3 separate regions of the Homo sapiens genome follow, and all the other regions are linked to region 2. A link is a loop called in an ENCODE intact Hi-C map of the cell type or tissue named here. Cell type or tissue: CD4-positive, alpha-beta T cell. All regions are shown on one strand. Links, peaks and the distances in the headings refer to the core of each region. The heading gives the core; the rest is flanking DNA.

Region 1 (3,512 bases), core at 672-3,171, 650 kb after region 2:
ATATTTTTCTTTACTTTTTTCCTCATCTTAAAAATACATCTTTAAGGTACATAATAAACTGTTTAAAAAATTTTTAGGTTGCCAGTCACAAGGTGCCTTTTAGTAAGGTACACAATACCTTCTATGAAATATTTTTGCCAGAAAAGTTCACTCAAATCTGATCAAGCCTCTAAATTTAATAATTTATGGGAAATGCAAAGCACAGAATTACATGACAAATGACATCATTGAATGCAGTCAGAAAAATCCAACCTGTGGGAAACTCTGCAATGCAGATATGGGTTTTTAGACAAATACATTTAAATAAAAAAAGACAGACAGGGATTGGAGTAGTCCAGAACACCTACAGATTAAAAGAGAATTAAGAAACGTATCAACTGCTTGCAATGTATAGAGCTTATCTGGATCCTGATTTAAGCAAGCATATTGTTAAAGACAGATAAGACATTGCTGGTGCCAATGCAAGCTAGTATAATGCTTTTGAAAGCATTGCTTCTAGGTCCTCTCAGTGAACAAAGCTAGGAAATATATGCATGTATACACCCACACAAATATCCACATCTACATTTATTTTTATATCTATCCTATCTATACCTAACAAATAATACAGCTTTATCTTTTGGCTTACCAATCCCATTTCTAGAAGTCTTCCCTGTAGATACACTTTCAACAATACAAAAGTGAATATGCACAGAGTTATTCAGTGAATATGCAACATTATTTATATTTACAAAATATTGAAAACAATATAAATACCCATATACACTGTGACACATTCATACAGTGTGGTGGCATGAAGCTGTAAAAAAGAAAATGGAAGATCATTATGAGCTAATATGGAGTGATTTCTGGAACATATCATTAAATTAAAAGTGTTAAAGGCAAAAGAATATCTGTAATATGTTATCCTTCATGTGATGAAGGAGGTGTAAAAATATGTACATATATCTGCTTAATTGTGCAAAAGAAATACAGGAAGCCAGAGACTTAATGAGAGGCTACAGGTAGTTAGTGTGTATGAGGTACAAAGAATGAGAGAATGAGAAGGGAGTGGTAGAAATGACGGGGAGCAACAGTTTTGTGAATATACTTTTTTGTGTAGCTGTAACAGAGCCATGAGAATGTTTCACATACCCTCCAAAAATAAACAAATAATTAAAATCAACCATGATTTTGCAAGAAACAAAAGTTCAATGCAATTCATTACAAGTGAACCTAGCTATATTACAAATGAGTAATAAAACCACACTGAAGTGAGTGGGGAAGAAAAAAAGTAAGCTAACCTAAGTAACTATGGAAAGTACTATTAAAAATGCATACTGTAAGTCTAAAGAAAGACAAAAATAAATGTACACAGCAGTTGTACTCTAGTGAAGAAAGTTGTTTTTTACAATGGTGTGTGTTAACAATTTTATAATTACTTAATGGGTATATTAGGACTGAACAAATGTTGTGAGTAATAACAGGTTTCATAAAAGGAGTTACAAACAAGGGAAAGGGAGAAGGCTAAAATGAGCTATGTGAATTAGAATCAGAGATATCAGTATAAATGTGTGTATATCTGTATATATAAATATAGATGTAAGAACATTATCAATATGTAAATATGTATATATCAATATATACACATGTGCACACATAAGGATAGATATAGAAATAAATGTAGATGTGGATATTTGTGTGGGTGTATACATACATATATTTCCTAGCTTTGTTCACTGAGAGGACCTAGAAACAATGACAAAACATTAGCTGTGATCATACTTAATGCCTGGATTGTGGTTTCTAAATTTTTTTTACAATAAAAATAATTAGGGCTTTTTGGAGTCATGGTTAATTTCAAGCCTGGGGCAGGAAACAAAACAAGAGTAGCCAGAAACATCTTATGTTGCCAAAATGTAAGGAAGGATAAATAAATGATGGGGGCATGTTGAAAAGACACGGACAAAGCTTGAAGGAGCTCCCAGTCAACAAATCTGTGATAATTTGAACAAAAAAGTAAATAGTAATAGTCTTGGATTATAATATAATACAATAGATACCCATAAATCTATAGTCATATAATAAATAAATAAATGAATAATAAAGTTAAGATTTGGGAAACAGCTCTTCTTGCAGATGAATTTCAATTAAAAATGTGCAAAAGTGATAGAAATAGCCACCATTAAGCACAAACCACTGTAACATTTATTACAGACAAGAATCGTCAATGGATGCTAAAATTAGTGGGTGGAAAGATGAGACATAGGGTATCTGTGTAGTCTCAGACTGTCTCCCCATAAGATACGTATTAATTGCAAGGAAAATATAGTAACTTTACAATGGAGAAAACTGGTGGAAACCACTTTAAACCAAATCATTAAAGTCATCATCACCAGTCACCAATAAAAGACATGTGAACCTTGTGCGCCTTGTGATACTATGCACCGAGAAGGAAATAACATCACATCCATGGTGTTCTTGCCAAAATGCACTCATGAGGCAACACCACTGTTTATTTATTTTTACAAAGACATTGTGAAAATAACTGCTTGGCATACCATACTATTTCAGAGTGTCAAGGTCATGAAAGATATAGAAAGACTGAGGGGCTGTCATTGACTGGAGGAGGCTAAGGAGGTATGACAACTAAAAGCAATATAGGATCCCAGATTGCAATTGAACCATAGAAAGGAAATCAGTGGGAAAACTGCTGAAATTCTAATAAGATCTGTAGATTAGTTGATAGTACTGTTTCAATGTTAATTTCCTGATTTAAGTAGTATTTTAAATTATGATCCTACAGATAATATTAGGAGAAGCAGAAAAGAGTATTCAAGAAAGTTCTGCACTATTTTTTACAAAATTTTTGCAATTTTCACCTAAGACAAATTATCTCAATATTGAAAGATTAAAAAATGAGATGATTGGGGATATCTGAACACTGGATATGTGATGATATTAAATAATTATTATTAATTTTTACCTGAGATAATAGGATCATGGTTTTTAAAAATCATTGTCTTTAGAGATTAATTCAGAAATATTTACATATGGTATAATATGAAGCATGGAATTTGCTTGGAAATAATAAGTGTTGGCTAATGGGTCCAGGAATAGATGAATTAATCATTGTTGAAGCTCAGTAATGGATATATGGGGGAGTTCATGATTATTATTCTCTCTAGTTTTGTATGAGTTCAAAACTTCCTACAATATGTTAAAAAACTAATTCAATGTAGAAAACTGGAAAATTGCAGAAGAATATAAGTAAATAAAAACCATCTATAAATCCTCTAGATATTTATAATCAGTGCTACATTTTGATGTGTGTGGTGTATGCATGGGGGATTGGTGCTCAACATTTGTTCTACCTTGTTACTATAACTTCATGCACTTCAGGAAAAGGAGTTAAAAGTACAAATTCACGTCAGATTGCCTGGGTGAGTGTCCCATTATTGTCATTTACTAAATGTCTGATGTTGAATAGAGTACTTAACTTCTCTGAATCTGTTTCCTCATTTATGAAATGA
Region 2 (3,512 bases), core at 599-3,098:
AGGGAGGAAGTCTATAATGGAGATTCTGGAAAAGAAAATAAACTTCCAAATCAGGCCCACAAATGAGAATCAGGACTTTGCAAAGCAGGAAAGCATAGCCCCAGGGAAACTTTTATAGTCCAGCCATCCAGATGGGAAAAAAGTTGCATAATGAGCCAGCAGCAGCTCCCTACTCCTCATCGTTTATTTAGACTCAGTACTAGGATGGGAGTCTGATGTTCAATATTGATTTTTGTTGGCAATGTATAGAATGCCATGGAAGGTCATGGAACATCTATATTTTCTATAATATTCCGTGGAAGATCATGGAATATTATAGAAAAAAATGAGTTGAACTGTCAGATCTCAAAGATATCAAGGGAGCCTGATGATGCTTACCCTCTCCTTGTGGAGGTGGGGTGATGCCCTGGCCCAGAGAAAAAAATGAATTGGCCAAGGTGTCCAGCAAGTCTGAGGTAGAGCTAGAGTCAGATCCCTAGCAGCCATGTCAGTTCCTGTGCTCTACACATGCAGAGGCAGCAGTCCACCTCTTACCAGTTCAGCAGCTGGATCTTTTCAAGACTGTCAGGACCCAGAAGCAGCAGAGAACACTCCTGCAATGCAAAAATAGCACGCATTGTTCTCTAATCCTTCTCTCTATCCTCAGCTTTAATCCACCCACCTCCCTTTTTAGACACACACAGAGTTTTAGGGCTGGGCCTTCTGGATATTCTTGAACTAGTGGTGGAACTAGATTCTTTGCTGCCTCAGCTCACCTGGCCCTGGCAGCCACTGATGCCACTTAATGTCCTTAGGCTAGAGACCCAAGTTCGCCGGGCTCCCTGCCACATCCCACACACAGTAGCAGACAAGGCTGGTACAGGCCTCCTCACTTTGTCCTCAGCCTGACCTCCGGTTTGGGCCCAGACAAGATTTTCCTCTCAATATTTAGACTTTTCAAGGAAAAAGGCCTGCCGAAAGCCAGGCTCACAAAGGATGGGGGAAGGGGGACTCTGGAGACCTTGGGGATTCCCTCCACATTCCATAGAAGGTGCGAAATTTGGGTGAGGGTCAAACTATGGAAACAGGTATCATCTCAGAGAAGAAAAGTGAAAGCAATCCTGGAAAGGGAGCCCGGGGCTCTGGATTCCAAATTGGCCCTTGTCGCCGGCAGGCTGGGTAACTGTGGGGAGGGACTTTCCCCACTCTGGGCAGCAGAGGGCCCGTCGGTAACGGGTGGAAGTTGGCCTCTATGGTCTCTAAGGGCACTGGTGTGCCAGAGAGGCGGACGAAGTTAGGGCGCAGGCGCTGCAGCTAGCTTTCCTGGCAGGTGAGTCCCTCCTCTGGGTGGCCTGGCGGCGCGATCCGCAGGGCCTTGTCTCTACGACTAAGGATAGGCCGGCCCTTAGGTTTCTGCAGTCTTCCCAGATTCCTCAACCTCTCTGCCTCGTTACTCCCCGCCGGCCTCTAGCTCAGGAATAAACGTCCTGGTGGCGGCCAGGGCACAGTACCGCGAATGCACAGCGGCCACAGAAATGGGAGTGCGTGAAAACCGAAACCGATCCGGCGAGCCCCATCCGGGCAGGACTGGCTCCTTGAGGCCACGGTGTAGCCACGCCACTACCAGCCCGGCGTGGGGGCGGGAGTGGGGAGCCCCAGCCAGTGGTTCCGCACCCTCTCCGCCCCCTGCCAACACCACGCCTGCACTTATTTGCATTTAAAGAGAAACGCACCAAGGAAAACAGTGGGCGGGCCGGGGCACGCCTTCCCACCATAGCGATTGGGCCATATGCCTGCCAATCAGGACGCAGATGCCCCACCCGGTGGCCTTGGAGTACTGGGGGAGGGGGTATGGGGGAGCTACCCAAAGCCTGGGGAAGGGGAGTCAGTGCTGGAGGTGACTGGAGCCGCGGCGACGGCGGCAGCAGCTGCGGTGGCGGCGCTCTCAGCCGTGGCAGCCGAGGCTGCAGCCCGGCCCAGGGCGGCTCAGCGGACAATAACCGGGCTAGGAACCTGACCGGGCTGGGTAAGCGTTGCGTACAGCCAGGAGCCTCCGCCTGCCCGCGGTCGGGTGCATTCCCGCGTGCTCTGCTCCTACGGACTGGAGGAGGGCACTAAGGACTAGGCGGGTCGGAGTCCCGGTCGCTCGCCCCTCTCCTTTGGAACCCGCTTTGCGGACTGTCGGGTGGAGAGGCAGAGCGGCCTTGAGTCCCCTGGGCACAAGCGACCACGGCTGGGGGGAGGGGGGTTGGGGAGGGCGGGTAGGAAGGCAGGCTAGCCTGGGCCAAGCCTCCCGGCTTTCGGGGGGGCGGGGATGGGCCCGCACGTGCTGCCGCACAGTCCCGGGAAGGGCGCCGCCAGCCAGCACCCCAAGCCATGCATTTGTAGGCCAGGAGCTCTGCAGCTTTGTTGTAGCACATTTGCTGGAACAGCTGTGTAACGCGGGTACCGCTCACCCCTCTCTCCGGCTGCCTGGCTGCCGCCCCTCCCCTCCCCTGTGCATCTCCAGCCTCTCCCTCCTTTCTGCGGACTCAAGCTGGCGTGCTGGCTTGGGCCCGACGGAGACCGGCTTTGGCGTGGATTGGGACATCCACAGACTGCCCCCTCCCCAGAGGAGCTCAGTTGGGCCTGTGGGCTGAGCTCAGTCGCACACTTCCCTTCAGAACCTTGGCCTTGTGGCCCCAACTAGCCGCGCCCCTCCTCCTGGGCCTCCGGGCGCATCTGGCGCCCGCCCCCGCGGTCGGGCAGGCTGGCTGGCAGCCGGGCTCTTGCTGGTCCTTGGGTTAGAGCAGCGGCGCAAGCTAGTCCTTGAGTTAGAGCTGCAAGGCCGCTTTGTCTCCCGCCTCGCCTCGCCTCACCTCCTTTTCCCTTGGAGGATACTGGCCGCGTTTTCCTCTCCAGCCTCCCGTTTAAAAATAGCAATAGGCACGGTGTTTGGGGGGCATTTCCTTGCCAGAGGCCGAAGGAGCCCTCATTGTAGTACGGAACGTATCATACCATCTCTGTGTACAGGAGAGCTAGCGAGGTGGCCAAACCCTCCAACTTCGCAGTTACTTAACATACCCAGCCCGCCAGGCCCCTGTCATTGTCTGCTGGAGACACTTCTGACACTGGTGACCGCCCGAACGCTGGACTTTGCTTGGCTCCCCCGGTGGTGAGGGGCTGTGCCCGCTACATGCGTCACAGCCCAAGCGCCTAGGCGGCAGCTGGACTGGCCCCGCAGAGCTGGTCTCCGTTTGGCCAGGCTGCTTTCGGCAAGGGCCGCGGGGTCAAGGCGAGCCTTGTTCCACACACAAACATCTTCCTCTGCGGCTCTGCCTGCCTGCTGCAGCGGCGTGGGCATGGGCAAGGCAGAGGGCACTGCACTGTTGGACTGCCTGCCCCACCGGGATTCCAGCAGAGCCCCCTCCCCCAGTGTGGCTCCCCTCATTCGGCACCACCCACTGCACAGTCACTGCACCATGGTGCACCTCTGGCAGTGGGCTCTCTAGGCCTTTTTGAGGAATAGGACAGAGGAAGCCACTGGGGGCTTG
Region 3 (3,512 bases), core at 672-3,171, 830 kb before region 2:
GAGCAAGTATTCATATGATACACTATTATTTCAAATAATTCAGACTTAAATTCATCAAAAGCTTTTCCAAAACAAAAAAAAAATTACCTTTGGAATCTAGCAACTAGAAGCATGTCAGCTTGCTAATGCACAAAACAAACAATACTCTCTGAGGTTATTTTGCAGTGGTACTAGAATTATATTGTGCTTTAATTTAAACTATACCCCCAAAGAACCTCAAACAACATGAAAGCTCCCAAAGCAAAGCATTTTACCCCAAACTAACAAAGTTTGCGGTCTTGACAGATTCACCCAATAAATTTAATCATAAATGGCATCTATATATCCTTTTTAAAAATCTTTAGCTCAAAAGCATTTACAAAAAAAAGAAAATTTAGCTTTTCCATTATTACGCTTCTCTCTCGCCACGTCTTATCAGATAAACGAAACCTGAAATGGCTTAAAAACCAATAGGGAGGGAAAAGAACCCATCTTTTGTCTGCTCACAGAACTATCTTACAATCAAAATTACTAATCTAAATTCAGTATGCTTTTGATAGGTGTCATCTGTGGACTGTAAGTTTTTTCAACCACTTACTTTTAAGAAAACAACCTCATTCATCAAAGATAATGTTGCTAATTTTCAAAAAAGCACCTCACAACTTTAGAACCTCATCTAATCACCTTGTCCAGAATATCACTTCCGGTGCCTCATGCCAATGTTTTCTGGAACCGACTATCTTCAACTGCAGGCTACCTCAGGAAGAACAGATATATCACAACCCATCCTCGCTTTTATTGGGGATATTTTAGGTTTCATCATCGTATTTATAATAAAAAAGAAGTATGCCATTCTGGATGAAAAGTAGTTTGTAAAACCAGTTTCCCCTATTATGAATCAGCCATTCTGCCTACTTCTCAAGTTTGATAGCACTTTAGAAGTCAAATGGAGTGTGTGTTTGTTTTATTATTTTTATTATTTAATATAAGTACTATCTTCCTAACGTACATGTCAGGAGTCAGAAGCCAGGCACAAGGCTTTCGGGAGGTCTTAGCACACGAGTAGCAACAACACTGAAAAGTAAGGGGCCACTCCAGCTATGTGTTCAAACCTTGAGGCATGGAGCGACAGCAGCCCGGGGAATGGGCTCCTGAGAAGCCCGCGGTCAGGCTGAGCCTCCTGAGAGAGCGAGAGCCAGAGCCAGAGCGAGGGGAAAGGGGCGAGCACGGCACTGGGAGAGTCTGTCCACGAATCAGGAATCAGGCTGCGTGACTGTACGTAGAATTATCAGCATCTATGGCATCTAAGAAGCAAAGCCAGGCCTTAAGCACCCACCCCGCATTCCTGGACGCCAGGGTTGAGACCAAAAAGTGGTGGCTATGAGAAGGAAAACTACCTCGAAGGGAATAGAGAGCCGCGAGCAGATGTGGGAGAGGCGTCAGAAGCTTCTGCAGGAGAAAGCAGCGATTCGCTCGCCTCCTGGGGCCACGGAGGCCGGAAAGGCGCACTAGAACCGAGCGAGTGCGGTGCCACTACTCACCCCTACTCTCCTATGGTCCCCGTCGTCGCCCTGCTCGACGCAGCCCCTGCAGGGGGGAGCCCCTCCCCCGCCCGCCGCAGGGGGTGGGCTCGGCGGGCGAGAGAAGGCGGCGGCGCAGGTGTCCAACAGCCGGGGCCAGAGAGGAGCTGGGTGCAAGGGAGACAGCTTGGTGCCTTGCGCTCCGTGGCGCCGCCAACTTCACCACCATCGACGTGGAGGGACGAGGGGAGGCGATGGGGGGAAGGCGCTCGCCCAGCGGCCCGGACCCTCCTGGGGTACTAGGCCTGAGCCTCTGGAGGGACCGCCGTTACCAGTCCCCTCAGCGATGCGACCCCCAGGCCTGATTCCAGTCCCTGGGCCCCCCTGGCCACAGAGCAGCGGCGGCTCCCTCTTGGGGCCGCGGTCGCAGCTGCATCCTCCTGCTCCTCCTCCTCTGGCGCCTCTGCCTACACACACAGCCCCGGCGCGGTTATCGCCGCGGCGCCCGGCCGCCGTTGCCTAGCAACTGTGCGCATGCGCCCCACCCCTGTCGGCGACTGCTGCCACCGCTGGCGCCGCTGTCGGAGCTCAGACCAGCAGGCCTACGACCTAGAAAGTGCTCAAAACCCCACTTCCTAAGGCCTAGAAGGAGCGACGTGAAGGTAAGCGTGGGTGAGGAGAGGTCCAGGATGCTCTGCAATTCGATAGGCCCGAGGACTTGGGATACGACCGTCTCCCAGCCCCTCGACAGGCACCTCTGCGGTTAAGAGTGACAGTCCCAACAACCTCACTACTTGTCTCACTGCCTTTTATTTGTCTTTTATTTGTTTTTATTTTATTTGCCTACGTATTTGTCTTGGCTCCTCCAATTCATCCTTCACAAGGGCTGCCAGGGTAATTTTCTAAATAACTTCTCTGACTATGTCACTCGTCTGCATAACTCAGGTGGTTAAGGGTCACCTCCCTTAATAGGGCCTAACAATTCTTGACTACTGCAACAGCATACTCTCTGGTTTCTTTGCCTTTAGACTTGTCTTTCTGCAATTTGTTCTCATACTTCTACCAGTGATCAAATGAAAATCTAATCTCACTTCCTTCTGGCTTAGAGAATGGGCTTTGAAATTACAGCCAAGTTTGAATTTCTGCTCCACCACCAAGTAGCTCTGTTTCCTTGAACTAGGAATTTTTTTTTTTTTTTTTTTTTGACAAAGTCTTACTCTGTCGCCCAGGCTGGAGTGCAGTGGCGCCATCTCAGCTAACTGCAATCTCTTACTTCTGGGTTCAAGAAATTCTCCTGCTTCAGCCTCCCAAGTAGCTGGGACTACAGGTGCAAGCCACCATGCCTGGCTAATTTTTGTATTTTTAGTAGAGACGGGGTTTCACCATGTTGGCCAGGCTGGTCTTGAACTCCTGACCTCAAGTGATCCGCCCGCCTCCGCCTCCCGAAGAGCTGGGATTACAGGCGTAAGCCACCGTGCCCGGCCTGAGCTAAGATTCTTAACCTGTCTAAATCTGTTTCCTTATCAGTAAAATGGGGATAATTATAATACCTATAGAGTAGTTATGAGGATTAAATGGAAAAGTGAATGTAAAGCACTTAACATACATAACTTACTGTGGCTCAGAGTAAGCGCTTAGTAAAAATTGGAGTTATTTTTCAATAGATTCATTATCTATAATAAAGGAGAAAATACAGATTCCCTAGCTTAACATTCAAAGTCCTCTAAGATCTTGCCTCTATTTTTCTAGCCCTAGCTCCTTCCACACCCCCTTAGGCACCCAGCCACAGACCAGTTTTTACCTTTTCTGAGACACATCTAGATCTATAAAGTGCTTAGACATATTTCCCAAAGGTTCACCTGGGTAAGAAATCTGCATAAACCCTCCAGTTAATTAACATGTAAATATCCAGTGATTCTTCTAAAACTACACTTTTTAATTTTAAAATATTGACACTGAGAATTGACATGTAGGCAATGGCTACGTACAAACTTGTGTGATATTCTAGGGGCT

The links. Peaks named below come from ENCODE experiments on the same cell type or tissue, not always from the same donor. Only the 100,000 strongest peaks of a DNase experiment are listed, where the experiment ranks them.
Region 1: a loop joins it to region 2, with 5 times the contacts of the local background. A loop is called at or near these places in 8 of 110 quality-filtered maps.
Region 3: a loop joins it to region 2, with 7 times the contacts of the local background. A loop is called at or near these places in 5 of 110 quality-filtered maps.

What each region holds. Positions count from the first base shown.
Region 1 is chrX:63,553,345-63,556,856 of GRCh38, reverse strand. The region is part of intron 1 of LINC01278 (long intergenic non-protein coding RNA 1278); the gene reads left to right. Among named protein-coding and RNA genes, the nearest start is that of LINC01278, 6.0 kb to the left of the region's middle. In CD4-positive, alpha-beta T cell, for the core only: no CTCF peak of the experiment used is centred there; no DNase peak of the experiment used is centred there.
Region 2 is chrX:64,204,063-64,207,574 of GRCh38, reverse strand. AMER1 (APC membrane recruitment protein 1) reads left to right here and starts at 1,867. Exons shown (of 2, transcript NM_152424.4): 1 at 1,867-2,005. It overlaps LOC112268307, which reads right to left and starts at 1,629. Exons shown (of 4, transcript XM_047442706.1): 1 at 1,491-1,629; 2 at 535-593. The coding sequence starts at 1,556. RefSeq lists an enhancer at 1,331-1,490 and silencers at 1,621-1,720, 2,701-2,760. In CD4-positive, alpha-beta T cell, for the core only: no CTCF peak of the experiment used is centred there; DNase peaks (open chromatin) are centred at 1,204 and 1,684; H3K4me3 peaks cover 2,361 bases; H3K27ac peaks cover 1,153 bases.
Region 3 is chrX:65,033,278-65,036,789 of GRCh38, reverse strand. It overlaps ZC3H12B (zinc finger CCCH-type containing 12B), which reads right to left and starts at 1,964. Exons shown (of 10, transcript NM_001010888.4): 1 at 1,521-1,964. It also overlaps a transcript of ZC4H2 not described here. RefSeq lists an enhancer at 1,337-1,396 and silencers at 1,497-1,726, 1,787-1,936. In CD4-positive, alpha-beta T cell, for the core only: a CTCF peak has its summit at 1,894 (motif pointing left); DNase peaks (open chromatin) are centred at 1,549 and 2,019; H3K4me3 peaks cover 1,946 bases; H3K27ac peaks cover 1,071 bases.